Linked DNA regions of Homo sapiens: region 1 is linked to region 2. Evidence: chromatin loops called from intact Hi-C (ENCODE). Cell type or tissue: heart left ventricle. All regions are shown on one strand. Links, peaks and the distances in the headings refer to the core of each region. The heading gives the core; the rest is flanking DNA. Region 1 overlaps ZBTB20 (zinc finger and BTB domain containing 20). Region 2 overlaps ZBTB20 (zinc finger and BTB domain containing 20).

The links. Peaks named below come from ENCODE experiments on the same cell type or tissue, not always from the same donor. Only the 100,000 strongest peaks of a DNase experiment are listed, where the experiment ranks them.
Region 1: a loop joins it to region 2, with 2.6 times the contacts of the local background. A loop is called at or near these places in 13 of 110 quality-filtered maps.

Annotation. Positions count from the first base shown.
Region 1 is chr3:115,075,034-115,090,516 of GRCh38, reverse strand. All of the region lies in intron 1 of ZBTB20 (zinc finger and BTB domain containing 20), which reads left to right. Among named protein-coding and RNA genes, the nearest start is that of ZBTB20-AS4, 18 kb to the left of the region's middle. In heart left ventricle, for the core only: no CTCF peak of the experiment used is centred there; no DNase peak of the experiment used is centred there.
Region 2 is chr3:114,354,784-114,370,266 of GRCh38, reverse strand. The region is part of intron 10 of ZBTB20 (zinc finger and BTB domain containing 20); the gene reads left to right. ZBTB20-AS1 (ZBTB20 antisense RNA 1) reads right to left here. Exons shown (of 9, transcript NR_038993.1): 2 at 14,086-14,214; 3 at 13,040-13,099; 4 at 10,759-10,918; 5 at 3,386-3,571; 6 at 3,046-3,300. Among named protein-coding and RNA genes, the nearest start is that of ZBTB20-AS1, 11 kb to the right of the region's middle. RefSeq lists an enhancer at 13,614-14,255. In heart left ventricle, for the core only: a CTCF peak has its summit at 7,270; no DNase peak of the experiment used is centred there; H3K27ac peaks cover 1,695 bases.

The DNA.
Region 1 (15,483 bases), core at 2,502-10,501, 720 kb before region 2:
CCCATTTTGATTTTGAAACCTGTAATAATAATGATAATACTTACCCTAAAACTAATATTTTCTTTAGATAAAATTTTTACCCATCATTCATAAATTTTGACAGTAATGTTTATTTAAAAATAGAGGGAAAAAAGTTTAAATAACCAAATATGAAAAAAATTCTTTTCAATATTATCTTACTATATTCTAGTCCAGTGGTTCTCAAACTTTAGTTTACATAAGATATTCTTCGGATTTTTGTTAAAATTCAAATTTCTGAGCTCCATTATTAATGGGTATGGAATGGAACTCAGGCATCCTGAGTTGTAGCTGGCCCACATACTTCAGAAAACTCGACTTTAGTTGATTATTATATGTCGGAATCAGCCAAGGGCTTTTAAAATACACAGATTCCTAGGTTCTACTCCCACATATCTAAAATTGGAGTCTCTAGACTGGTATTTGGGCTTCCATATTTTGCAAAAACTACACCAAAGATCCTAGTAATATTGCAAGGTTTGAGAATCATTACTCTTGTTTCTAGGGTATATTGTTAAAATATATTTACTGTCACACCTGAATTTATCCTCATCTCTCACATTATTCCTTAACTAAACATAATCTTACTTTATGTAGGAGGCCAGAGTTGATACTGCTATATAAGAAAAGTTTAGGCTTGAAAACCGATTAGAACTCTTGTCCTATAATGCTAAAATTAAGGAAGCGAGATATTGCTAAGCACCTTTCACACAAACTGTTTAATTTAATCTTTGCATACAACAACTTTGTTGCATACACTGGTTTTCTGCCTATGTTTTAGATGAAAAAACTGAAGCTTACAGAAAAAATTGCCAAATTCACACAGCTGCTAAGAGTCAAAGCCAAGATTTAGTCTCTGTTCTTTCTATTACATCCTATTATATTTTTTCCTCATTCAGTAAATCTTTACCAGGTTCCCATTGTGTTAAATGATAATGTCTAACTTTTGGCACCACATTAGCCCCTGACATGCTATCATAATTGTTGCTTAGACCATGTAAATTGAGTTTTGAAAAAATTTTTCTATTGCAAAATGGTTTTTAGCTGGATGTAGAATTCATGGGTTCTCAATGGTCAGAAGGGGTCTAAATTGTAGTGATAATTATAGTTAATGAATTGTTAAGGAACTTCGCCTATGGGATCTCTTAACCACCATGCCTTTGCTATGAAGTATTTCTTAACCCTATTTAAAGATGAGGAAAGAAAGATTTAGAATGGTTAAGTGGTTTACCGAAGATTGCAGATCTAGTAAGTGGCAGAACTGGGATTGAATTCTGGTTCACTCTAATTTTCACAGCAAAGTTAACCAGTAGTATATACAATTTCTGACTCTGCTTTGCAGTTATTCAGAATCAGGCTGTTCCTCCATTTGTTGAGCCACTAAATGCTAATTAAACTTTGTGGGATTTAAGTTTGTTTCCTTTGTAGGGAACAAACCAGTTTGCCACACTTAATCAGTCCAGTAATTTCTTAAATCTTGTAAAGTTTGGAATTGATAATGCATAATCCTCTAGGGAAATCAGTTGAAGTGAATAATCTTTTGTTTATATTTATATTTGAGAGTTAAAACTCTTGGATGGGACAGATTATTTGAAGGAAAATTCCAATTTTACCTATTATGACACGCTGTGAAACACAACAATTTCATGGCATATCCATTGTTATTGGTCTTAAAATATTTGGTTTGCATTTAAATTTCAATGAAAGTGTTAACAGCATCAATGCCTCAGTGCTTCATAACATCTAAAAACTGACTCTTGAGCATTCCTGATGTTCTTGTCTGAAAAAAACAATGCCTCATAGTATAAAATGACAGCACATGTATGCAAACTTGTACAATTTCTCACTTATCCTGTATGGATAGCTAAAAATGTAATTTTTATATTTTTTAAATATTTAATAATATGCAAATTATTGATATGCAGTAAAATGCAGTAAGGGCAGTCACAATTTAAAAGAGCTCTAAAATATATCCTTTAGTTGTGAAAATAATCATGATTTTGTAAATTTAGATATGTGTACACTTTTGGGATATTCTTAACACCTCTCTATGTATTAAAAGGTTCATTTTTTTTAAAGGAAGACCCACAAAATCTCTAACCAGGGTTATGGTCTTGTCTTTAGCAGACTTACAAGTTTATTGGAAATTTGGGGTTATATTTCAATTTTCTTCTCTAAGAGTGGTCTTTTCTCAAATGGCATTCTTTTAGAATACTGTCAGAGAAGAGAGAAGAATGAAAACCCAAAGTGAAGAACTTTACCTATACTCCTTTTTCAGATGTAGAAATTAAAACATGATTTTGTAGAACGTCCCCTTTAGCAGCAGAGCATGAATTGGAAAATTTGGTCAGTGATTTATTTAGGCTCCACAGGAAAAATCCTGTAGGGCATTTTTTGAATATCCTAAATTTATTTTGATTTGAGACCAGCTTACAGGGCATGTCTATCTTAAAACAGTTCTCCATTTTCCTGAGAAAAATTCCAGTGGAGCTAGTTGTGGGAGGTGGTATCCCAACAATGAACCATTTGGGGCCAAATAAGCACTTTAACACAACTTACTCCATCCCTTTCCTTAAACCAAAGTCTGTCTTGCCCACTGGGCATGTTTAACTTTGACTGCTAATTTTATTTCCCTGCAGAGGCAAAGGAGGCAGGAAAAAGGAGGGAAAATAACTGATGGCATGTGGGTGAGGTTTTGTCCAGGAAATAATTTTTAAAAGATCCTAGCCAGTATAGGGATGCAGGAAGCAGTTGGTGCCTGAAACTATATTACCCTTGCATCACAGATTAAGAAGTAGGAGCCAGTTGAAGTTAAATAACTTGCCTACAGTTACACAGCAGTTTTCAGTGTTGGGGTTGGTACTGGGAACTAGGTTATTCATTGCTCCAGTGAGGAAATTGGACAATCCAGCTTTTTTGCTGATAAAGATGCTCTCCTAATATCCCTACTCACGTTTTCTTTCCTTCTTTTCTTTGGCTACTGTCTTTTAACATCTAAAAAAGTATTCTGCTGATAATCTCAGGTGTAGAGGCTAGTTATTAAATATATTTAGACTTTTAAAACCATTAGAATTAGCTGAGCTGTAAGGACAGTGTCCACCACGTGAAGCCTTTTTTTCTCTATTTTATTTGGATCATGTAAGTAATGAAGATATAACTGGAAAAAGGAAATGTCATTGAATAAATAGTTCTGAGCTCATGGCAGAGTTCTAAACGTGAAAAATGTAATGGACACCTATTTAAAGACAGGCCATTTTTATTTTTACCTCCTAATTACAGTTAATCTGAGGTATTTGAAATGAACATAAGCTAAATTTTGATACCTTTTCCTCCTAAATTGATATCATTAGATGGATTTAAGTTGGAAAGGAGGACCATGGTAGAAATACGAATCAGAATTTTAGACTTCCATAAAGTTTATAACTGTCCCAGTTAGCCTCTGTGCTTGAACCCCAGGGGAAAGTTGCTATTTGGCCCTAGTATCACCCTAAGTTGTGAATATGTTTTGGATCAACTTCTCACTGATATGATAAATATTTGACTTAAAAATTAGTGAAAACTTTTTAATGTGGTATCTGTTGAATATTACCATTTACCCCTTAGTGTCCTTAGTAAGGTTCTAGATACCAAACAATTTCTACTAGAGTGTGAGTTTTACTCGGTTACCAGAGCTGACTAACTGAATATGCAACAGAACTTAGAAGTGATGCCATCACATCAGACATAGTACAAACACAGACTAGTGCACTACAGATCCTCTAAATTTTGATTTGGAAATATATGAATTATTCAGAGATCCAAAACCCCAGAGAAAATCAGGTAGAGGACCTTCATATAAACACACCCATAGCCTGTATTCCATTCTAAGAATTGCAGTTTGAACCAATAGAAGCCCGAAGCAGCTACACACATTTGATTTACAACTGTGTCCTGTCTACTTGCAAATAGCAGCTAGTTTCCTTGTAGGGTTGGCTGACAAGGCTGTTGTTTTTTTTATATATTATTAAGAGTCAATAGCAGCAGCACATGCAGGCTAATTGTTAGAATATAAAGCTTTGTTGGAGGTGGAACATAGGGTTCTAGTAATACTCTTAAATTCACACCAATTGACACAAAATAAATACGGTTCTCTAAGAAATATAGAAGGCTTAAACTAGAAATGACTGAAAAATACCATTTTCACAAGCATTTAGCTATTTCCACCTCCAAAAAAGTAGTTTTTACTTTATCTATATCTTCATAAGCCTTTAAGGTGAAAGATGAATGACAGCAACAAAATGACAGTGACCTAAAAGCATAAAATTGTAGTTAGTTTAGGTAATCCCGGGGACAAATATAATCCAGGGTATTTATTAGTGAGATAAAAGGGGAAAGAAATGCTGTGCTTTCATCATACTGCAAATAAAATGCTTAATTAAAATGCCCTACCAAAGTAAACAACTTATTTCTAAGAAATTACTGCTGAAGAAATTAAGACTAAAAAATAGAGAAAGAAATACAACGCCCGTTTTTGTACATTTTTCTTATATTTAGGTGCTTTTAAAAATTGTTTTTATGAACTCCTAAATTTGAGTGCAAGGGAGATGGGATTACATTAATTGCCATTTAAATACTCAGCTTCATGTTTGTAGGCATCTTTCTGAACCAGAACAAAAAGACCATAAAAAAATTTCTAGTGTGGAAATCATATTTCATGTGGTGAAATAGAAACTCAAGAAATTTCCTGATATAATAAGCTTGAGAGTGATTACCAAAGAAACAAAAGTTTCTTATCACTCGGCCTGAGGCAAATGTGGCATATTAAGCTTAAAATGAATTCTCTTTTCCTGAATGCACACAACTCTTATTAATGTCTTGGAAATTATGCCCAAATAAGATTTTCTGGATACATTTGAAAAAGCATCCACTGGGGTTTAAGGACTATTTTATGTCTATGGACATTTTAGTGTTTAGCCACAAATTAGTTTTTGCTCTTTTACCTCTTTCTTAGGTTTAACTTTAGATGAAATGACTTGTTTTTATCTTAAAAGAGGCCTTTCCTTTAGTGAGAGTTAGGTTCCCTGGTGGCCTGAAAGAGTTAATGCAGTTTCCAAGAGTGTCCAACTTACTTCCAGGGAGTAGTGTGTGCATGTGAGAGAGTCTGGCTCCAGGATATTTGTTCACATCCCAAAACCAATTTGGCACAACTTAAAATGTCTGCTAGGCAGAGGATTCAGTGTTGTTAGGCCACGCAATTAGTGCTTTATTTCATGAGCACCAAATTCACCCAATAGTGTTTTGATTTAAGGAAGAGCTTGAAATTCACAATAACGGGTTTCATTTATCAGAGCCATATGGGACTCAACATCTTTGGATATATTTGTAAGGCTTTCACAAAGAAGACTTTTTAGACATCTCAGATTTCACCGATTGGAGGGCAATCTGGATGAATATCTTTTTTTGGAAAAGATGAACTATCGTTTTCACATGTAGTCTCCAATTTCAGTATTCCTTGAGAAGCTCAAAACAACAACAACAACAACAACAAAACAAAACAGGAAAGCGTTAAGTAAGTCTCAGCTTATTAGCTTTTACTGGAAAATAAAGACCATGATTCTTAGATCTGGTTCAGAATGCCAAGTGAATCTTTGATGTTGAAATTTGGCCACCTAATCTTTGCAGTTTGTGATGGGGCATTTATGAAAGAGAAGGTGGGTTCTAAGTCTCAACATATTTGTGCACTTTTTGCTAGTTCGGTCTTGGTCATATGTCAGTGGATTCTTGGGACGCTTTCTGCAGCATAGCTAACTGATTAACATGATGATACTTTTTATATTTACTCAAGATTATTTCTTTGTTCACTCCTGATTTTCCATAATTTTCTGATCATTAGGGATCTATCTTAATGCAAAGTATTCTTGAAGATGTTAATATAAATTAATCTTTTAAAAAAACAAATCTCATATTTTTCCACTGATCTGTTAATTTAGATATTAAAAAAACAGATTGACCTTCATTTGGCAATTGTTGTTAATACTTTAATTTTTGGTTCACAGATTTTGTTTAGTGGGCTATAAATGGCCTATAAACAAATATTTCAGTGTTTACTAATTAAAAATCAGTATTTTTTTTAAGCATAGAGTGCTATTGTGTTATGAGACAGGCAACCACTAATTCTGTTAGGTTTTCAACTTTTTATTTTCTTAGTTCTCTAGTCTTTTTTTTTTTTTTTTTGGCACTCTTCATGCAGTATGGTAAGCCTGGTTAAGTCAGAATATTTACAAGTAGTAAATATTACTGTGACAGTTGCTACTTACCTATACAAAGTCTATGTAAACATCGTAAGGATGATAATTTTAATTTGTAAATTGTTATGGTAAACTGGAAATTACTTGAAATAACTCTTGCTCATCTTTAAATACCATTTTATTGCATCTAACATTATTTTACTATCCTTTATTAAAAAAACTTTTAACACTTTATTAGCTAATAGTGCTTATATTAGCAAGTTTTAGTTTTCACAGACAATATCCACTAAACTTTGTTCAGTTATGAGCATGTTGAATAATACTAAATTAAAACAAAATACAGTATATTCTTGGTTACCATTTACATTTTATATTAATACCAATGTCATATATTTTAATGCTATTTCAAAAATATTTAGAAACCCTCTCTCTGCTCCCTACCATTTCTTCTCCAATATATATCCTACTCTACAGAGAGAGCACTTAGGAATTTGTTATGTAGCCCATCTCTATCATGCACACCTATATTGCTATGGGTCATTGACCCCTATGCTATAGGCCAATGAGCCTGCTGGACAATAGGTAGAAAATTGGAATTATAGCATGAGCTATAATTATAGCTTAACTGCTTAAATCAACTTAACATGAATTGTGCTGAATGGCTGAATATATTCTTTCTATATTTATTTTGTAGTCAAATGTTCTAAAATAACTTTCTATAAAAAGTATAATACTCTTAGGTTTAAGTTTTATTATTCACCTTTGTTTACAAACATAGGTATTGTAATCCAATGAGGGTAAGTGTTTTCATCACTGAAAATTTCATTATGGAATACAGACTTTTTTGGTATTTTCTTTGTGAAACAGTATAGTTTGATGGCAACAAGGAAATTAAAGATGGCAGAAAGACTATATAGATATAGTGGTATCTAATAAGACTTTGGATTTATAAACTCTAGGCTGTGAGGAGAAGATGGGCACATGGATTGAAAAAGAAAATGTGGATGCGATGATCAATGGTTATTCTTTAATAATATTCCTAATGAAGGACATATGATGAGGCAAAGAAGAATACAAATTGATGGAGTATATGTATGAATGATAAAATAGTTGTATGCTGAGAGAAGGAGATTGTGAAGCAAAGAGATAAGAGTTATATGTAGCTTTGTGGCTATAATTGCCTTGGTTTTTGCATTTACCTTGAGTTTCCATTGTAGGTATTAATGGCTCCTGTATATAATGTTCTTAGTATAAGTAGAATCCATAAAGCATTTGGTTTGAGCAGGAATATTTATTTGCTTGTGAGGATAGACCTGTTTGACTTTGAAATGTAGTGTGCTATTACCTTATGGTCAGAGTAAAGTTTATATTGTTTTTATTCAAATTACAATATGAGTATATTTAAGAGGAGCAGATATGTGTGTGTTTGTGCATGTGTGTGCATGTACACACATGTAAGGAAGGACATTTTCATTTCTGTATATTTCTCCTGTGTTTGCTGCTTTTTGCTTGCCAGTTTTTCTTTGTCTCTATCATTTTATCACTGAAACCATCTGTGTAGAAAATAGTATGCTTGGTTTTATCATTTTAAATTGTTTTCTATTTTTGTTATTTTGTCCTCCCAACTTGTTTTCACCTTAAGTATTCAGGCTCAAGTATAAGGCATTTTAGTTTTCACATTCAAGAGGTGTTTCTGCTTTCTTTCCCGTCCGTTTGTCCATATGTTTACTGGTTTCTGATAGGCTGTGCAGTGAGACAGCAGTTTACTATCTGTGTGTGTGTGAAATTAGCTAATTGGTGTTAGCAGAAATATTTTCACATGTTTTATAAGCAAAGTGCAGCAAGGTATATAAATGTAGATATGATCCAGACACGCGCACACTCACGACTGTCACTGCTCATGCATAGGCGCTCAGAAGTAATTAATGTTAATAAGATTTTAATGTGCTTGTGAGATCATAATGAGGAGAAATGAATGCTCTGATTAGGAAAAGGTAACTGTGTGTGTGTTTTGGCTTAGAACAAGATTTCAATTTTTATAAACCGCAATTTTAGAACTTGTTTGTGATTGCATCAATTGGTTTTTATTTTCAAATTAGAGGTCTGTTTAGCCATTTGAATGATTAACCAAATAAATGGGTGAAACCCTGATCATAAGGAATAGTGCAGGTTTTTCATTTGCAAGGCAGTGTTAGTATACAGCAAGGCTGTGATGTCTTTTGCCAATGTGCCATTTTAATGTTGTTTTTTTAAAAGAAGCTTTTCCAGAAGCCACTTGTGAATATAGTATTTATTTTTATAAATGTAGATGCTATCTATACGTTCCAGAGACACCAATCAGACACTGTAACTATTGTGTCTGAGATACATTCCTGCCAGTCAGTGATGGTGTATTCCGTGTCTAAAGAATCTATATCATGCTTCTCAAAATGTTTATTTGGAAATGTAGCACTACCAATATTTTTATTCATAAATATAATCTTTACAAATTTTAGAAGCTTGATATATTTTATGGTGAAGTCAAACATTTCAAGGTAAGTAAAGATCTGTCTGATAATAGATTTGAAGGCAATGCAGTCAACAGCTATATTATAGACTGGCTTAAATCCAGCTGGACACCAGGGGTCCTTCTCCACAACAAATTTTCTGAAAATATTGTTTACAGAGCTTTGACATACATTTGCATTATTATTATTTTTTAATTATAGTATAAATCTAAATATCTATTAAGGGCCCTTGCCCTCTAGCACATAGAAATTACTTATGCATTTTTAAATATAAATTGTGGATTGAGATATTCAAGGATTGTAATCCTTCTTAAAAAGTAAGCAGCATCGTACTGAAATGCAAGGAAAAGTCTTAGATATGAACTGGATATAGGATAGTGTAGTTTATTTCCAACCAAACCCTACAGATGTGTGTTTTAGGCTCTTTTAGGTTTTGGTTATATTACTGTGATCTTTCTGCTGGGGTTTAAAAATGATGATGAAGGAAGAGAAACTGTTAAAGTTTGTTCTACTCAACAATTTTGAGATTTATGTGATTCCCAGGGTTGTTTTAGATATTGCTTTACATAGAATCCAGAGAATGATGATTATTTGATAAAAAGAGGTATTTGCCTTTAATACCCAGTTGTTTAGTTGACTTTCTTGGATATTATCACATTGAAGCATAATTAGAAACAGTTTTCCCAGTGCCAGTTTGTAAGGGAATTCATCAATGTTTCTTCTAGTACTTGCATGATATCCTATAGTAAGTTTTTCTATACAGTCAGATGTATTTCTATATTCTTCTATTCTGTGCCATTGACCTGTCTATGCATGTGATATTATCACATTATTTTAATTATAGAAGCTTTATAACTTGTTTTTATATCTGAAATGTTAGCTTCCCTCCCTGCTTCTACCATTACTCTTTTTCAGTGTTTTCTGGCTTTTCTTGCATACTTGTTATTCCAAGTGAACTTTATAATCAACTAGCAGATCTTGAGGAAAAAGAAAATCCCTGATGGCATTTCTATTGAAATTATAAGGAATTTATGAATTAACATCACAACAATTAATGTTCTTATGAGGGTGAATCTTTTTATCCAAGAATCTGTTTTTTATTTCCATTTGCTCAGTAACTGTTGTATCTTGCTGAAATGTTCTAATTTTCCTTTTGGCTTTAGGTTTAAACATTTATTATTAAGTCTGCCTTTTGGTATTGCATCCACTTATTTATTTACTTGCTTACTTTCTTACAGCCTTACTATACTAAACAGGCTCTTTTCTTCTATATTTTCTAGCTGGCATTTGTTTCTGTGTAGGAAGGCTGTTGATTTTTGTATGTTAACTTTATAGTCTCCTATTTTGCAAAATTTTCTTATTGTTTGTGGTAGCCCAAGGTGGATTTGAGTTCCCCTTCTAGTACAATGTTTGATCTTTGTAAGACCATGGACAGCTTATTCTGAGTGTCTTAGTCAATTTGGGCTGCTGTAACCTCACAGTTCTGGAGGCTGGAAGTCCAAGATCAGAGTGCCAGCACGGTTGAGTTCTGGTGAAGACCTTCTTCTGGGCTGCAGACTGCTAACTCTTCATTGTGTTTCTGGTAGAAAGAGATCAAGCTAGCTCTTGGGGGTCTCTTTTATAAGAGTACTAATCCCATAAACCTCATGACTTTATCTAATCCCAGTTACCTCTCAAAAGCCCCATCTGCTAGTGGCATTACATTGGGGGTATAGTTTCAACATATAAATTTGGGCATGAACATTCAGTTTGTAACACTGAGCTATTTTCCTCATCTGTAAAATGCAGATAAGAAAGCCAAACTAGAATGATGGAGAATAAATAAGATCATATCGTAAACACCTAATATTTTCCCCAGCACATTGTAGGCACTCTATTTCTAGTATCCATTAATAATGTAATGTAATGTAATGCAATATGTCACTTGAGCAATTATTTTTAAAGTATGGATAATATGCAATTGAATTATTGAAGGTTTAGCATATCAGGGTTTTTACGAAGAATGGAGTGAATTAAATTAATGAACAGAACTTAAACTTCTTGATAAACATTTGTGATTTAAGACTCTAGGGGCAGGGCGCAGTGGCTCACACTTGTAATCCCTGCACTTTGGGAGGCCAAGGTGGGTGGATCACTTGAGGTCAGGAGTTCGAGACCAGCCTGGACTGGACAACATGGTGAAACCCCATCTCTACCAATAATACAAAAATTACCTGGGTGTGGTGGCAGGCAACTGCAATTCCAGCTACTCAGGAGGCTGAGGCAGGAGAATCGCTTGAACCCAGGAGGCGGAGGATGCAGTGAGCTGAGATTGCACCACTGCACTCCAGCCTGGGTGACAGAGGGAGACTCTGTCTCTAAATAAATAAATAAATAAATAAATAAGAAAGACTTGAGGAACTGAAGATTAATTCTGAGATTATGATATTTTGTAGCTATGCGCACATATTTCCATTACTTCTGTTTTAATTATGATTATTGCATGTAATACTCATTAGCCCTGGAGAGTAAGTGGAAACTTCTTGAACATCTAGAGTGATTATTCAAGGCAATTCATACAGTGTGTTGATTCTAGCACTTGTTATTGTGCCCTACCTCAAGAATCTGACAACTTTACCATATTTTCTTAGTGAACAGTGTACTAACTTGTAAATAAGTTTATGTGGAATAAATATTAAACATATGTGAACTCATGATGGTATCAGTATAAACAGAATAATAGTGATTGTCAGCCCTTTATATAACTTTTTTTATAAAGTTGGTGAAAACGCTAATTGAAAAAAATGTAGTTCATGTATTATAGCAGTCCAATAACTTTTAAGCTTCAACTCTAATAAAATGGTTATTCACTTTACATTCTTTTAATTCACTTGATACAATCTATTGTTAAAGAAAAGGAATATCAAAATTTCAGGGTTCAACTTTTTTTTACCTCATGGTTGTTGTGAGGACCAGGTGAGATGATTAACATAAAAGACCTAATAAGGTGCCGAGCTCTTGATAGGTGTTTGAGAAAATGTTAGTTGTTTTCATTTCTATTATCTTGTTATTACCATTGCTGGTTTCTTCATTCCCAACTACCTCAACCCCCATATCATCTACCCCACTCTCTCTCTCACTCTTCATATATATATATATATATATATATATACACACACACACACACACATATTCTTACTGATAATGTTGTTCTATACTTAGACTAAAATGTATGAAATATGTGCCATAATGGTCATTAAGAATAGACATAAAATAATCGTCTGTAATTTTCCAATATTGAAGTTAGCTAAGAGTGAAGATCCTATGAGTGAAACATGTGAAAACTTTAGTTACTTGTGGATAAAATTTCTGAGGAGTTGTGAGGATGAAGAATAATTTCTCATAAAGAATTTTAGGCACACTTTATATATAGTTTATGGTTTACCAGAGTTCTGGCTTAGCACTCAGTGTGATTATTCCTCCATAGCTTCATATTGCTCTTTTATTCATTCATTCATATCAAAAACAACATAGAATATCTATTAGCAATAACACGTTGTTCTAGATAGTGTGAGATATACAAATAACAAGATTAGTTATATGAATTGTCTCTATATTTAAGAAGTCTATTAGGTGATTCAGATAGGGAAGCAATGAGGTTATGTGCATGGACTTTGGAGCCAGATTTTCTGTTTTGAATTCCTGCTCTGAAACTCACTAGTTATTTCACTTCAGGCAAGTTATTTAGCCTGGGTTTCAGTTTCCTTATCTACAAATTGAGGCTAAAAGTAGTACCTATTGGGTTGTCCTGAGGATTAAATGATTTGGTACAAGTGCATCATTTAGAGAAATACCGTGGTAAGCTCTTTTCAAGATACTAATTTTAGTTTCTTTTGATAAATACCTAAAAGTGAGAATTCTGAATTGTATAACAGTTCTATTTTTAATTTTTTGAGGAAACTTCAGACTATCTTCCATAGTGCTTCACCATTTTGCATTCCTACCAACAGTGTACAAGGATTCAAATTTCTCTACATCCTCATCAACACTTGTCTTTTGTTTTATTAATAACAGCCCTGACAGGTGTGAGGCAATTCCTCATTGTGGTTGTAATTTGAATTACTCTGATGATGATAAGTGATGTTAAATATTTTTAAATATATCTCTTGGCCATTTGTATGTCTACTTTAAATAAATCTTTATTCAAGTGTCTCTTAGTCTGGGCTGCTCTAAGGAAATACAGGGTAATTTATGAACAACAGAAATTTATTACTCGTAGTTCTGGAGGCTGGAAAGTCCAAGGTCAAGGCACTGGCAGTTTTTGTATCTGGTAAGGGCCTCTTCTTCATAGATGGTGGCCTCTGTGCCCACACATTGTGGAAGGGCAAACAGCTCATCATCTCTTTTTAAAATTACTAGTCCCATTCATGAGTGATCTGCCTTCATGATTTAATCACCTCCTAAAAGCCCTGCTTCTTAATACTATCACATTGCAATTAAGTTTCAACGTATGAATTTGGGGGAGGGGTAATATTCAGACCTTAGCAAATTCCTTAGTGCATTATTAAAAGTTGGATTATTAGTTTTTTTTTTCTTTTTGCTCTTAAATTATAGGAGTTCTTCATGTATTTTGGATATTAACCCCTTATCAGATATATCAGGGAATTCACCCCTGCTCGCCACGCCCCAGGCTGCAGACCAGTAATGGTCCCTGGCCTGTTAGGAACTGGACTGCCCAGCAGGAGGTGAGTGTCCGGCCAGTGAGCATTACCGCCTGAGCTCTGCATCCAGTCAGATCAGCAGTGGCATGAGATTCTCATGGGAGTGTGAACCCTATTGCGAACTGTGCATGCAAGGGATCTAGATTGTGGACTTCTTATAAGGCTCTAACTAATGCTTGAGGATCTGAGAGGGAACAGTTTCATCCCAAAACCATCCTCCTGTCCTTGGATAAATTGTCTTCCACAAAACCAGTTCCTGGTGCCAGAAAGGTTGGGAATCACTGAGATATAAGGTTTGTAGATATTTTCTTCTATTCCATAGGTTGCCTTTTCACTATGTTGTTTGCTGTGCAGTCAAGATGTATAGTCTTACCTGTTTATTTTTATTTTTGTTGCCTGTACTTTTGATGTTACAGCCATGAAATTATTACTATGATGAATGTTATGAAGCTTTTCCTGTATGTTTTATTCTAAAAGTTTTAGTTTCAGGTCTTACATTTAAGTCTTTAATCGATGTTGAGTTTATTTTTGTGTATGTTGTAAGATAAAGGTCCAATTTTATTATTTTGCTGTTTTTCCCAGAACCATTTGTTGACGAGACTATCCTTTTCTCATTGTGTATTCTTGACACCCTTGTAAAAAATTAGTTGACCATTTATGTGTAGATTTATTTCTTGGCTCTATATTTTGTTTCATTTGTCTATATATCTATCTTTATGCCAGAACCATATTGTTTTGATTATTTTTGTTTTGTAATATATTTTGAAGCAATAAAATGTGATGCCTCAATCTTTGTTTTTCTTTCTCAAGATCGATTTGGCTATTCATGGTATTTGTGGTTCCATGTGAATTACAGAAATGTAGAATTGACTCTATAGATCACTTTGGGTATGGACATTTTAACAATATTAAAGTCTTCCAATCCATGAACACAGGATATCTTCCATCTTGAATTTCTTTCATCAATGTTTTGTAGTTTTCAGTATATAATCTTTAATCTCCTTAATTGTCTTCCTATTTTATACTTCTTGGTGCTATTTTAGATGGGAATGTTTTTCCAATTTTTTTTCAGATGGTTCCTTGTTAATATATAGAAATGCAGCTGATTTTGTCTGTTGATTTTGTGTCCTACAACTCTATTGAATTCATTTATTAATTCTAACAGTTTTTTAATGGAGTCTTTAGGATTTTCTGTATATAAAAGCATAGACTCTACCAACTAGACAATTTTACTTTTTCCTTTACAATTTGAATGGCTTTTGTTTCTTTTTCTTTCCTAATTGCCCTGGGTAAGACTTCCAGTACTATGTAGAATAGAAGTGCCGAGAGTGAACATCCTTGCTGTGTTGCTGATTTTAGAGGAATAGCTTTCAGTTTTTTCCATTGAAAACTGATATGTAGCCTTTTCATATATGTGCTTATCATGTTGATGTACTTTACTTCTGTTGGTACTTTGTTGTTTATCTAAAGGAATTGAAATCGGGATCTCAAAAAGATTAGCAATGACCAAGATGTGGAAACAACCTAAATGTCCTTCTATGGATGAATGGATAAGGAAAATGGTATATATACACAGTGGAATATTATTCAGTCTTTAAAAAAGAGGAAATACTGCAATGAGACAACATGGCTAAAACTTGAGGACACTGTGCTAATTGAAATGAGCCAGTCATAGAAAGACAGATACTACATGATTCCACTTATATGAAGTATCTAAAATAATTAAATTCATAGAATCAAGGAATAGAATGATGGTGGTTGCCAAGGGCTGAAGGAAAGGGAAAATGGGAAGTTACTAATTAATGGACATAAAGTTTCAGTTAAGCAGATGAATAAGTTCTAGAGATCTTCTGTATAGCATTGTACCTGTAGTCAACAATACTGCACACTTAAAAATATTGTACTATTAAGATTTGCTAAGAGGGTAGATCTCATTTTAAGTGTTCTTACTAACATAAAATAATGTAGTAAGGCTTCAATAAATGTTAATTCACATTAAAATTATTATTAAATATAGCAGGAAAGTTAATG
Region 2 (15,483 bases), core at 3,292-11,291:
GGGTAACTCAAAAGTGGAGTAATGAATATTTTTATGATACAAGAGTTCCTAGCCCATTATAGACTGAGAAAAACCAGTGTTAAGGGAGACTCTGCAATTAAATAGGCAAAGTGAGAAGGAATTAGATCTTCCATTTCACAGGGCAATTGGAATGGTAAATATATGTGAAAGGAATTTGAAGGCACTACCCAAGCCCAGTGAGGCAGTAATTATATTATACTGGTTCTTTCTCTACTTCTTCTCAACATTGCTTTCTATTATTTTTTATGAGAAATAATGTTTTACAAGTATTATTACTTCACAAATATTAACTCAGTTCCTTACCCTCAGTAACCTCTGAACACTAAGCAGAGGATAGGTGTCATACACTTTGAACATTTAAATCATCTTAACAATTTTTAAAACAATTTTTAAAAACAATTGTTTTTGAAATGACAAAGCATAATTCTTTAAAAGCCATGTTCTGTGTACTTCTTTCATGATATGCCCAATTCAGGTAGCTCTGTAATTACTAATAACAAACCTATGTGTTGTTCTCAAGGCCACCTTCATTGTCATGGGACATCCTCAAATTCATTATTTGTAGGGAGGGTTTCAATTTGTTTACTTAAAGTATGCTGCTTTCTGTGATGGTCCAAGACATTCCAAAGGCCAATCCCACCTGTACACAAAAGTATCTGATATACTTCTACTGTAGGATGGTGATCTGGAACCAACTGAATCAAACGATACTTTGTTCTACTATTAAATTACCTGTAAAACTAAATAAGGAGATTATTTTGTCACTACTGAAAATTATATAAACAACCACATGGAACAATGTTGAACATGAGTCTTTATAATTTCACAAGGCCAAATGAATTTATAGTTGATGTCAAAATTGACCTTGAGGAGTTTTTTCCTTTCCTCTCCAATTCTAAAAATGAGTTTCCTCCTACTTATTTATCCTCACTAGTTTTAGCTTGGTTATGTTATCAGTTTTATACCAAGATATTAGACCAAAGAGTACAGAATTTTTAAAAAAGCTTGGTGTGGCATGTAGAATACTACAAAGAATTTCAAAAAGCAGTAACTGAATTAACTTTGTCCTTCAATTTTTTACTGTAATCACGTTCTTCCCTATATAATCACTGATTATCTCTTTGCCTCATATCTTAACCAGGTATTTAGATGTAAAGGAGACAATGAAAGAAAGGTGCATATAAGTTTGAACTACAAAAGATAACTCTGTGTCTAATGGAAAAGACACATGCAAATTCTAAACTAAAACTTTTAGAAGTTAACCCCAGGGTAAAGGATACATGTCATTTTCTCAGGGAAATACTGTAGGTCTTTATAGGTACACCTGACTGGATTTTTTCCAATTTTCATAAATCTAGCCCATTCCATTTTCTTCCTGACCTAAAGGTCCCAGATGGGTGACTAGATCCTGGGATTCCTGAAGTGGCCTAAGTAATCCTGGGTTGACATGCTAACAGGCACTGCAAAGCAGGCCTGGTTTCACTGGGCAGTGATACAGGCAAAGCGTGCCCCCACTTCCAGCCCTGCTCCAGAGCAGGAGTTCTTGACCTGGAGGCCTTGGACTCTACTGGTACCATTACTGGGCCTTTCTTTTAGAGGTTCATATTCTTTCCTGCGTGTTGTTCTGGGACACAGGTTTAAAGATTTTGTTACATTAGGGTCAGAGAACTAACAGAAGGAAAAAGCCACTTCCCCAGGACATATCCTAATCAGAATCTGCACCCTCAAACCTGGCACCCAAGAGTGAACTTAGAAGCAATGAGGAGAGGTCCCTGTGAACATCCCAATGCAGAATGGCTCCTGATGTCCTCTCGGGTCCCTCCGATATGCCTTCAGGGTGGGGGCAGGTATGATAACAGACTGCTAAAGCTATTTCTTGAACATGTTGCTAATGGACTAAGACTGGGGCTATGTGTTGTTTTCCAATATTCAGAAAATATTTTCTCACCCCCATGGTCTACTTATTTGCTCTTTTTAACATGAACTTCAGCCTATGAATGCATTTTATGTGCCTTTAATTAACCTCCCTATGTTTCCATTTCCTCATGTGCATAATTGCATAATGAGAATAAAAATAGTATGCATCTCATAGGGTTATTAGAAGGATTCGATGGAACACTACATGTAAAGCCCTTAAAGCAGCACCAGAAAAACAGCCAGCGCTCCGTGAATTTGAGTGTCGGCTACAGTTTTAAGTGCTTGAAAATTATTAATATGAACTAAAATTGATGCAGCCTAAGTGAAAGTTGTTGCAGGTCCCCATCCTTTCCCCCTGAGAACGACTGAGGCTGAAAAGCCCTAGATCTATGGGAGGAGATTGTGTGTAAGACAGTTACATCCTTCACTTCGAGGAAAAGCCAGTGCCCTTCTTCTTGTCCCTTCTTGGATTCAGGCCTGAATAGACTGGGAAGTTTCTCCATTATCTCTTTGCCTTCTTTTATTCCCCCATTTGTATGTTTTTTTTTCCTAAAAATGAAAGAGGACTAATATGCATAATCTTATTACAAAACACCCCATTTACAGATAAGGAAACTGGGGCTGAAAGAAGTTTCAAATCTCTCTGAATGTTGTCTTCTTGGTATAGGGAAGGGTTAGAGTGTTATTAATATTATAGCATTACATTCTAGTGTTAACCTGTTAAGTTCCTTTTTGTCTTCAAGTGCATTCTAGTCAATAAGAGATTTTCACGCTGGGCATGGTGGCTCACGCCTGTAATCCCAACACTTTGGGAGGCCAGTGTGGATTTATCACTTGAGCCCAGGAGTTTGAGACCAGCCTCAGCAACATAGTGAAACCCCATCTCTACAAAACAGTTAGCGGGGCATAGTGGTGTGCACTTGTAGTCCAGCTACTTGGGAATTTGAGGTGGGAGGATCACCTGAGCCCAGGAAGTTAAGGCTTCAGTGAGCCATGATCATCCCACTGCATTCCACCCTGGGTGACAGAGTGAGATCCTGTCTCTAAAAAATAAAAAAAGAAGAGAGATTTTCAAATTATAGGGAATGGACTTGTGTGCTCTCTTACCTCAGAATACATTGTAGGAGCTGTACATTTTCCTGTGTGCACCCATCTACAATCTGTCCATTCACCTTAGGTGCCCTTTCACCGTAGCTCCTTCCAGCCGGGATACCCGAAGAGGGCAAAACATCAGATCCTTAGAATGTGCAAACTTCTGTGCTACCATATCAGAGAGCCCTTTGCAAAGACAAATACTTACAAGTAAAGAAATGCATCTTTTATTTTTTTGAAAGTCCGTCGGCTTGATGGCATGAGAGTTGTCTGAAATAATTCAAAACAGAGGTAAACTTAGAAGAGTGAGTTTCACTTCCGAGGAGGATTGCTTGTAATCACCCTGCTTACTTACCTTCTTCTATTCTGAAGCAGTCTGCAGTAGTTGGGAAAAGTGTAATCTTAAGAAATTCAGTAACAGTCACTGGCTCATTGTACCTGGTAAGTTTTCCCCGTGCCGTGGTGCCCACGGTTTTTGGTAATGCATGGAGATAATTTCGGACGTCTGCTTCTCTTAACTCCTGAGCACTTTTGCTTCTCACTGTAGAATTCCAGAGACACATGGGTATGGAACTTGATCTAAAAGCCTCCTAGTAATAGTTGCAGATTAGATTGAAAGCCAAACTAGACTGTACACAAGTCTGTATAAATCCCAAAATAGAGCTTTAAAATAATAACTTACTGAGTCATGATTTCTGCATCTCATATGCAGTATTCCTTAAATCACATGTTGATGGCTAATCAACAAAATCCAAAGACGCAAATTAGATGGTACAATATTTACAGAGAAAATATATGTGTAGTTTGAAAAGCAAGGATTCTCAGGGTTACAGTCCCACCCCCATTCCCCCCAGAAATGATAGCAGTTGCAATCTGAACTCTCCACATTGTAACCAAGAAAGGAATGAATATAACAATGGAAAGAGAGAGATTTAAGATAGAACTTCTTAGTTAAAGGAGTCTGGACCTTCAAGAAATATGTTTAAGAAAGATTCAGAAGAAATACTAGGTAAGATGAATTATTCCTTTTTCTCAAGTAAAATTCTAGCAGCGTACTTGTTAAATGTTTATTTTGGCCAGGTGACAGAATTCAGGAGGGCGGAATCTTGTTTACCTTGTCCACTGCTGAATCCCTAGCACCCAGCAAAGTGCTTACACAAATTAGGAGTAGGTGCTCAGCAAATGTTTGTTGAATGAATAAATGAATGTTGTGGGGAGAATGAAGCTAAAATAATGATGTAGTGCATTTGTAAGCATTATGCCCATTTGTGAAAATATAGGTACTAATTTTTTACCCGATTATTTTTTTCATTCAGCAGACCTACAAAACAAAGTGTATCACAAATACCCTCTGCTTTTCATGCTGGGGAAACAGAAAAGCTTTCTTTTGAATGTAAGCTGCTACATGTTTTAATTCTAATAGCAATATGGCAGGTCAACTTTGTAGTATAATCTGGTGCCTGTTTTTGATAGATACCATGGAAATAGATACTTATTTTCAAGATGCTCAAACAGATGATTAGGCAAAAGCTCTAGCAAACCTTGAAACAACAAAAAGGAAAGGTTTTCCCACTCCCACCTCCCGTTACTGTAACATCCTGCACAGTTTTCTGCAACCCCACATCCTCCTCCTTGTTTCATCTTTTTCCTGGGTCTAATCTTTGTCTAGGGAATACAGCATGTGACTGTCAGTCTAGCAAGGAGATAGTTCTTGAGAAATCCACCCCCTACACACTGTGTTCCCAAGCTCCTCTTACAGGAATGGCATGATTTGATCAGCAGCAGGCAGAGCTGGCCCAGGGAAACAAGAGCTTGGCATAGAAATCTTAGTGCCCTCCTGCTGGAAGGGCCCTCAAGAGAGATGCTTCATGCCCACCCTCCCTCAACTGGCTGGACAGTAGATGGATGTGTAGGAAAACAAATTCCTGGCTGAATGAATAGAGGATTAAATGAATGAGAGATGAGTTCACTCCTCCAGAAGTCCCCGCCATCCCACTTGAATAGAAAGGCTAACTTTGAAGCCACTCTGTTCTCCATGGCACTATTTTATGTATACTCAGCTTTGGAATATGGTTGCCATCTGCTGCCAGTGCTTAGGACTAAGGAAGTATTGGGGTGGGTAGGAGGAGGCTGGGAGGGAAGAAAAGAGACACTTAAAATGAGCTAATGATCTCCTTTGTGTTAGAGCCTAGGTTTCAGAACATCAATCCTGTACTTCAAGAACAAAACACCAGTGTGTCTTAGACCACACCAGGCGCCGGCACATCAGATAAAGCCTGTGCTGTGTGGTGTTTAGCCACCGAGCCTAGAGAAGTTCTAAAAGTGAAATTACAGGTGCAAACTGAGGAAACTAAAAGGAGAAAAGGCCAAGGGTAAAATACAATCAGGAGGGCTCTGCCGATATGTATCTTTGGGGCTACAGTAGTTGAAAAATGAATCTACTAATTAATCAGTTGGATAATACTATAAAAGCAAGGAATTTAAGGATCTTTAGAAGAAATGAGACACTTTTCCATACACTCTGAGCATATTGTGAGCCTTTAGTATAATCTCAGGGTGAAAGTGACCTGGCTATTGTGTATTGCTGTAGACGTAACTGTTGATTAAGTGTTAGAGATTGCTGTACTAGAGGCATGCATGGTGGTCCTTTAAAAACAGAAAAGGCTGTTAAGCTCAGCTAGTAAGACAATCGAACATATCTGAACGGCAGAGAATAGCTCATAGAGCTTCCTAGCTTCCCTGATGTTGTTTGCATAAATTGTTGGGGGATGTTTGTTTGTTTGTTTGAGACAGAGTCTCACTCTGTTGCCTAGGCTGGAGTGCAGTGGCATGATCTCAGCTCACTGCAACCTCCGCCTCCAGGGTTCAAATTATTCTCCTGCCTTAGCCTCCTGAGTAGCTCGAATTATAGGCATGCGCCACCATGCCCAGCTAATTTTGTATTTTTAGAAGAGACGAGGTTTCACCATGTTGGCTAGGCTGGTCTCAAACTCCTAAACTCAAGTGATCCACCTACCTCAGCCTCCCAAAGTGCTGGGATTGCAGGTGTGAGCCAACATGCCTGGTCAAATTGTTGGTTTTGACACAAAATCATATTGATAATTTATGTACTGAAATAACATGCCAGAGAATAGTAATTAAGCTGGGGATGTATGCTAGTGAAAAAAAAAATATTACAGTGAAGTTTATTTTGGGAAAGGATTAGCTAATTGGCTAGGCATGACATTTGAAGGCCATGTACTGTTATGTATTCAATAGTAGGCCTGTATCTTGAATTGGAGGAAGGCTGAAATTTCTTTTTGCAAGGGAAGAACCTCATCAGCGATGTATATAAGTATAAATTTAGAGACAATGACAATCCTAGAAATGCAAAATACCACTTTAGGGAGCAGTAAGTGATTGCTGAGCAGTGTGTCAGACTCAGTGTCTGAGAGCAGCAAATCAGAACATATTTGTTGGCTGTGTGAGCTCTGGCCTTGACTACTGTCTTCCAGCAGGAACAAGTCATATACAACTGTGACTCAGCCTCAATTAGAATACTAGTAATGCCCTAAATCTATCTCATGTACAGTTTCTCTTCCTAGGAACCTTGTGTGCCTCATATTCTATTTGTCCCTACAACATCCCTGTGAAGCATACACACCTTTGTTTTACAGGTGGGATAACAGGTCCATAAAGGAATAGTTTAATTCTTTGTCTTCAAATGTGAAATGATTGATAATCAGTATACTGACCCAGCTCATTGTAATGTTTTTCACATTATTTCAGGTTTCCTAGGCAAAGGACATATTTTATCTTCTCATTATTATTTTTAATTAGTTTTCAGAAAAGGTGAGATAAAAACAGAATCTAACAAATATCCCATAGAGATATTTGGTGTTCTCTTTTCTTTCAAGAATAAATTAAGACCTTCTCTGCTCCTCTCTGCTGGCTCTCTCGGCAGATAGTCAAAATCCCATGCCAATTTTCAAATGAATAAGGGATCATTCTAATAGCTGATCACAGTCCCCTCTGTTGAGGAAACAGCCTTTAAAATTCATGTCTGGACCCTGAATAAGTTACTCTTGGTTATAAACTTTTAACAGTTTGACCTGAAGGTTTTTAAACTGTACTAATATATAACCTGCTTGTGAGTTCAGCAATAAATTTATCCCCAGTATGTGAAGGGCCAAAGAGAAAACTAGTGTCTTTTATTCTCTCCAGTGACCTTCACTAAATATTGCATATTTACTTTGTAAATGAGGACACCCAGTGGCCACCAAGAGAAAATATTCTAAACAATCCTTGACACTACTGTTAATGTACATATAAATACCCTGTTATCAATGCTGATTGATAGATATTTCTGTAACATCTGTTACCAAGCAGGTTAGCTTCCCTAACATAGGCAAAAGTGATCGGAGTTTGGCCTGATCATTTTTCTATCACATCATAGATTGGTCATCTCTTCTTATTTTTTATTACAAAGTATGGCTTAGCTTTGGGTTCCACTGAATCCTCTGTTGACAGGGGGACCCAGTGAGCTGTCTCTCTGGGGAAATGGAATCAGGGAGACAGAGACAGCATGGCATGTATCAGAAATCATAAATGAATGAGCAGAGTTTGTGGGCAACTCAGTGAACACATAAAACAATTGCTTGGACTTTAAATTCTATTGAAAATAGAACTGTGGGTAGGTAGGGAAATAAAGGACAAGAAGAAGAGCATTACACAGAACTTCAGGGGCAAAAAAGCCCTGTCAGGACCATATCACATAGACATATCTCAGAGTAAATGTGCGCCCTGAGGTTCCCACTTGTTTGTGAAGTGTAGCGAAGAGCTGACCAAACAAGCACTCACATAGAACCCACACATTATAAAGAAACATGCTGGGCACAATGAGGGATCCAGTTACATATTTGTAGTTGTCATTGTAGTTGTGGTTATAACAAGACAAGATACTAGCCTTTGGGAGGCTTTGAGTCTTAGAGAGATAAGACAGACACAAATGAAAAAAGAAACAATAATATATTGGTAAGAACTAACTTAGGTGCTACATGTATAGGAAGTTCAGGTGAACTTCCCCAACACTCCTCAACATTCAGGTACAAAAAAATTCCCGTATTTTTCTAAAGAAAATTAAACCTGAGGCCCCTGTCACCAAATTCGCAAGAAATACAGACAAGTTTTGGGGCTCCCTTCTCATCCCTAGATTGGTACAAGACTCATTAAATCTAAGTCCTTAGTCCATGATGGTCTCCAACATTGACATTGCTTGACCACCCCACAAAGATGCCATTGAGCCTCGTCCTTCTGACTGCCAGCACTACTGCACTAGCTGGGTTTACAGATGCCCTCCACAGTGGTCCTTGCTGTTGACCATTGGCCCAGCCCCCAGATGATCACTGTTCCTCTCAAAGTGGTGCCTTTTTATGTCCAGCCTCCAGAAGTGTGCCAAGCAATTACCCCAACTGGAGCTGTATGCAAGTAGAGACCTTGCTACCTTCTGCATTTGAGGGAAAGTGGATTGTTTTTCTCTCCAGTAATGCTATCCAATTCTCTAACTCCAAAGCATCAATCAGCCTCACTCTCCTTACCCATTCTGGGTTAATAATTCATTTTAGAGAACAGACATTAGGAAAGAAAACTCTTTGTTTTATGGTTTATTCTTTAGGGCTTAATGGGCTCTGAAACCACAACTCCCTGAGGCAAAGGAGCCTATAAAGTATACAAAAACCTGGCCATTCATTCCTACAGGTGGAGGAAAGGGGAGATACCTTCTCATTAAGAAAGTTTTCTAATTCAGTGAGAACAAGCCAAAAATGAATGTCTTAGTTTATTACCTCACCAACCAGTGGAAACCAAGAAAAGTGAACTCTAGTAATCACAGAAGGCTTCACAGAAAAGGAAAAAGTTTGAATAAGGTTCATGGGGATGATAAGAATTGGTGAGGAGAGAAACCACAATAACTTCAGAACTGCGGAAAATTCAGCAGAAGAGAAGTAAAAATGAATGTAATCCACACACAGGAAAGCAAAATGGCCAACCTTTTGGATTAGCACAGAGATTTTATTTTAGAGAAAATCAAATCCAACCAAATCAGTGAAGTGAAATCAGATAATTTGAATGTTAGCTATAGCTATAGGAGACTTCTATAGCTCAATGTCTTTTTTGACAATATGTAAATAATATAATAAATATTATACAAAAGACTATATAAAGAATATCATAAAGATAAAATGCCTACTTGTGATTAAAATAATTATAAAGTATGCCTTCTACTTTACTTATTTACCAGAACCTCCCAAGGTTTTGAGTTCTATCTGACAGCACTTATTCTTCATCTCAGTATGAGCCAAAAAGGAACTTAGGTCCTATTCTTTTTTTTAATGATTTCCCGTGCCTGGTTCTATACCCTAGGTGCGCAGATGAATTTCAGCTACTCTCTTAACCTAGCCCACACAAATCATCTCAGTGCTTCCATTTTAACCAGTCATCCAACAAAACAGATTTACTTTTTTCCTTGGCTTTTCCCTGTTGCTTTGGGATAGAAGGTCTTTACTCCTCAGTGAACTTATCTATCATGGCTCAAGTCCATAGAGAAATTGGCCGGGCACAGTGGCTCACGCCTGTAATCCCAGCACTTTGGGAGGCCAAGGTGGGCAGATCACAAGGTAAGGAGTTCGAGACCAGCCTGACCAACTTAGTGAAAACCGTCTCTACTAAAAATACCAAAAAAAAAAAAAAATTAGCCGAGTTTGGTAGCACGCTTGTAATCCCAGCTACTCAGGAGGCTGAGGCAGGAGAATCACTTGAACCCAGGAGGCAGAGGTTGCAGTGAGCTGGAGATCGCGCCACTGCACTCCAGCCTAGGGGACAGAACAAGACTCCGTCTCAAAAAAAAAAAAAAAAAGAAAATCTTGCATTCCCCTCCTACCAACAAACAGAGATACTCTTGAAAAACAGCGGTCTCATTGGAAGCAACTTTTTTTTATTTGTTAGAAAGACCCAAGGGAAGAGAACATTTGAGCATGAATTTGAAGACCTGCTTCAAAAGCAGTTTCAGAACAGCACAGCAACAGAGGACTAAAGGAAGTTCTATGAATTGGGAACTCAATGATATTTTTTGCCAGAAAGCTTTTTTTTTTTTTAATGACACTATTGAGTTCTGTTTTCTCACTCGTTTAAGTCCAGAGAAAAGTTTTCCCAAAGTCAAAAAATCAGTTTCTTACCTAACTATAATTCATCAGTGTGTGATGATATTCTTTAAAGAAATGCCATACCTGAGAGTTATACTGAATCTTTGAACTCACTGAATTTATAAATCTGTTTTTTCTATAAAATAAGTATATGATTATGTAGAGACCACAAGAACAGATTATCAAGTAAGAAGATGCTGGTTTTCATATACTCAATTTTTAAATTTGTGATTGCTTCTTAAGCAAAACAAAAGACCTAACTTATTAACTGTACAATTGAATATACAGATCCTTCTTTAAGGTCTATTCAAAGCCAAGTTCAAACAGCACAAATTTGTGAATTTAAGTAGATCCTTTGGTTCATTTTTGTATACCACCCACGGATGTAGCATCTCTGTATTTTTGTTCCCCAGATTTAGTGAACAAAGGAAAAGGTTACAATAGGGCAGTAGCTAAATTTGTAAGGAAAGCGCTTTAGAGAGAGAAAAAATGAAACTCCTAAAAGGTGTCTCAAAAGGTTTACAATATAAGAGGATTTAAAGGCATCAACCTCAGATTTCATTGACTTTTTTCCTTAGTCCCAGCAAGTCTTCTCCCCCTCATTTCATTTCAACTTTGGAATGACGGCGTAAGTGTCTTTCAGAATGTTGTCTGGAATTATCTATCCAATTCTTTATTCACAGAGTAAAACTTAATTTTCACAAACTGTACTGTAAAGTAAATTTCAACAGTTTACCTCATTGGAATCAGATGCTCAAAGTATAAAAAATTCATAAAGCATATAGTGTGATAATACTCAAGACTGAAGTTTTAACTTATGGTTGGAATTGGTTTCATAAAGTGGATGCTCAATTACTTGTTGATTGATTGATTATGCCCTCACCTCATAAGTAAGGGATTTGAGGTAGCTTAAATTAATATTCAATTGTTAATAAATATGTAGGAAATGTATTTCTATATAACTACAAAAAAAAAGAAATCAGAGTAGAGGTAAAATAAAGAATGGATAATATAATGAGGCTGGTGAAAATTTTACATAGAAAAGCATACCATGAGGTCCTACATAGTTGCTAAAAGGGGGCCTAAATTTTTATTCTGAGCTCCCTAGTGAACAGAGCCAAGAGGGAAACATGATCAGTTATGATATTCACAGGCTCCACAAAGAAAAGCAAAACACAGCTTTTCCTGAGCACTGAGGTCTGGGAGAAGTTGATTGATTAATATATGTTTCCAATATCAAAGATCCTTATGGATAAATTTCTTCTATTGATTTAGATTTAAGATCCTTTGTATCCTTATGGTTCCATTTATACTGGGGTATTCTCAGTAAATGTTTCACTAATGAATTGGTGAAAATTCAAGTGACCCCCAAAGCAGCTTCATTCATAAGTCAGTTGTATTTACAGTTTTACAATATGGATAGGCATGCCCTCATCCTTTCTTAGAGAGAACAGCAGACTTAACATAAAATCAGGCAAGCCAAAGGCCTGGGCTAACCAAGGGAGACTGTGAGACCTCTAAGGCCAAGTAAAAAGACTTTTCTGGAATTACTTTCTCCTTTGGACCTGTAAAATCCCACTAGTACTGTAAATCTATTCTCAGCCTTAGATAAAGTATAAAGCTCTTATTTTTTGGTGGAGTGAAGAGAGGAAAAAGAAGTCAGGAATGGAAGATAAGTCAAGATTTGGGGATGGGCCTGAAAATCACAGAGCAAATGTTTTTCTAGTTCTCAATTTTGCCTCTTTGTTCCCCATACTTCAAACTTAGTAAAACTTCGTGGTATGACAGCAAAAAGGAAGAAAGGGAAGGAGGAAAATAGAAAGAAAGGCAGTCTCCCCATTACAAGTGCTATAGATCTTGCAAGTAAACTATTTTTTTGGCTGATTAGATGTGTATATTGAGTTTATATTTATTTTTTATTCAAATTATACCACAATATCTAATTTTTAACAGTCAAAAGATGTTAAAGGGTGTTTTCTAATTCTTCTGTGGATTTGTCTTAACTGTCAAAAGGGACTTACTCTGAGTAAAACAAAGTTTGCTAAATAATAGTTAGCTTCAACAGTTGTAAACTATATGTCTGTCATAATCCAGATTTCTGCTAATATTAGTAGTTACCTACATTTCTCTCTTCCCTTTCAATCTTTTTAAAAAATATTTCTCTTCTGAAAAGTAACTTTTCTCATTTTGGCCAAGATTGTTTGCTTTCTCATACAAAATAGTATCAGCTCAACTTAAGTAAATGGAAAATATCAGTTCAACAGACCTTATGCATCAGAGTAATGCAATCACAAAGTTTGCATCAGTTTTAGAAGCTTTGATTATGGAAAGTAGTTACAAGTATTTTAAAGAGGGATGCCTGAATCTCAATCCACAGCTCTTAATTTGGGGAAAACACAGACCCCTTTGAGATTTTGATGAAAGCCACTGACCTTATTCCTATAAAAGTATAAACATGTCCATTTATAAAAACTATACATACCCCCCAAAACCCAAACATAAAACCAAGGACCTTTAAATACTTTTAAGTATTCTCTAGAAATGTTCTATGAATGAATAAAAATTCAGGTAATATTAAAGGCATACCCAATTACAGTATTGGGATCATAAATAGAATGGTGTTGTAAATACTGTAAACAAGTTAGTAATTTTTAATCTTTGTCTAGATAAAATAATAAGTAGTGACTAAAAAAGCACATCCAGCTAGTCCCCAACTTTCATAGGTAGCCATTCCTGCAAACATGTTTGAAAGTCAAATTTCTGCAAGTTCGAAGTCAAATTTCTGCAAATTTCAACAATTGATATATGTTTTATGTGAAGAATTCTGTTACCAATGGCTAAAAAAACGTGCTGAAATCCTTGATGGTTCCTCCACACTGGGCTTAGACAATCTGGAAGATAGAGGAGAACCTTTATTGGGAGATGGCCCAAAACACCCCCCTTTTCACCCAAGAATGGGTAAGTAAAACTGTACAGCTCGCCCTCCCATAGGCTGATGACCCTCCCTAGTCTCACTACAGAGGTAATAGCAGCTGGGATATGCTAGGTATATAGAGCCAAGATAGGAGAAAGAGATCTTGTCTGCTTGCTGCCTTCCACTTGCATGTGTGATTTCTCCAGTGCTCCCAGCCACCTCCCAAGACTGTGATGATACTAATGAGATAGAAAGAGAGAGTGGGGTGGTGCAGAGTCATTTGCTGTGGATGGAACCTGTTAGCAAGAAACTACTATACCTCCTATAGTGCAGGGATTCAGCAGGACTCCCTTGGCATATATGAGGAGGTAAAGTACATGTAACTGAAGTCTTACCCCAGGCAGGGGGTTTGGAGAATAAGGGGGCTCAGTCACCAAAATACATCCCCCCTTTCTCCAGAGATGACTGGCTCTTTCCTAGTGTGACTAACTTGGCAAGCTGCACCCTGTTTCATGTGCAAGACCCACTAACCTCATCTGGTGCCCCAAATTGAAAGCTCAAGGGCTTTCTGGCCCTGCCACTTGACTTAGGCTTATTAACTGGACCGAAATTTATATTGGTTTTCATTTGAGAGCTGATGTTTCCTTCCAAGTCCAGAGACTTCAAATCCCCATCCCCCTCTGTAGCATCTTACCCTTGCACTAGTCTCATTTTATATATCCTTTTGCTCTCCTGATTGAGAAAGAACTGGATTTCACACCTAATTAAAAGAGATTGTATTGCCTGCTGTTTCCTTTCTTGCTCATTTTCTCTTGTGAGCAGGCAGCTTTTTATTCTCATGCTAAGTCCTATCCCTGGACCCCTGCAGCTTAAGGGACAGGCAGGAGCAACGTTCCTGCAAAACAGAGAGTCAGGCCCTCTATCCCCAATTCCCCACAGGCAGATTTTCCCTTCGGTACTCACCCCTGCTTTAGCCCCGTCTGTGTTGTGCTCTCGCAGAACAGTCTCTTAGAATACATGATGACTTTCATTACTGCAATTCCTTCCATGTTTTGAGGGAATGCCATCACAAGCTGACTCTGTATTTTTACTCTAGTAAAAAGGAGGTAAGTTATTATTTTAAAACACAGAGAACTATTTTTATCACTATTTCATTTTGCCATCAGTTTTGTGTTCATAACACTGTGCATTTTTTATTTTGGGTGGGGAAGAATCCCCAAATACACATGATCACATAATCTATGTAAAGTTTTGTGGTTTTGTACAGTTGATAGGGTTGGGGTTTGGGTGTGTGTGTGTGTGTTTTTTTTTTCTTGAATAGCCCAAATGCCTATTCAGTGCCAATCTAAGAAAGAATAGAGTTAGCATTTTCACACCATTCCTTCCTATACACTCCCTGAATAACCATCTAATCAAGATTTGTTTTCAATGGGGGACAAATCTTCTACAGTAGAGTATTTCAGATTTATTCCATTGGAATCTATACATTAATGCCCATTGGATGAAAAGGACATGCTCACAAAAGCCTGGACTTTGCCTTGCTGTGGCAGAAACTTTTTCCCACTGTATTAGTGTTAAAAATAAAAGAAAGCCTGGGAAAGGAATTGCCTCAGCATTGTGTGCTGGAGGAATGAGGCATGCTTGAATGGGGAGGCAGGGTCCCCCTTCGCATCTGTACTCATATCAGCAAAAACGATTCAGCTTTTCATGGCTGTTCACTGCAGTGTGGGGCCAGTGTACTCAGGGAGATATTTAAGAATTGTGTGTATAAAATTCAACCAGGCATGTCAGATCAGGTTGTGTACGTGTGCAGGTTTAGGTTTGTCTCTGTGGTTTTTAATGAAGTTGGTGGCAATATTATCGCAAGAGTCTTAACTCAGACTATTCAGTAGATAACTTGATTGTTTAGATGAACAAAATTTGCAATCCAATCTGGTCAAACAGTTTGGATTTTTCTCATGGAATTGTGTGTGTGTGTGTGATTATCTGTGTTCATTTCTTATCTCTAAAGCAACCTTCATCATTACTTTCAGTGTCTTTCTTTTTTCTCTGCTGAGAATTAAGATAACTCTCGATCTTTGGGCACTTCAAGTTCCATTCCTCAGTGATCCACTGTTATGCAGTGGAAAAAGCTTTAAGAGGCATAGTTTCTAATCCCAACACTGCCATGTGCTACTGTGCAAAACTTTGGGCAAGTCATTTAGACATTTTGAGAGCCTCGACTTTCTCTTATATGAAATAGCAATAATAAGACTTGTCCTGAAGGGCTGGGCACAGTGGCTCATGCCTGTAATCCCAGCACTTTGGGAGGCCGAGGCGGGCAGATCACCTGAGGTCAGGAGTTTGAGACCAGCCTGGCCA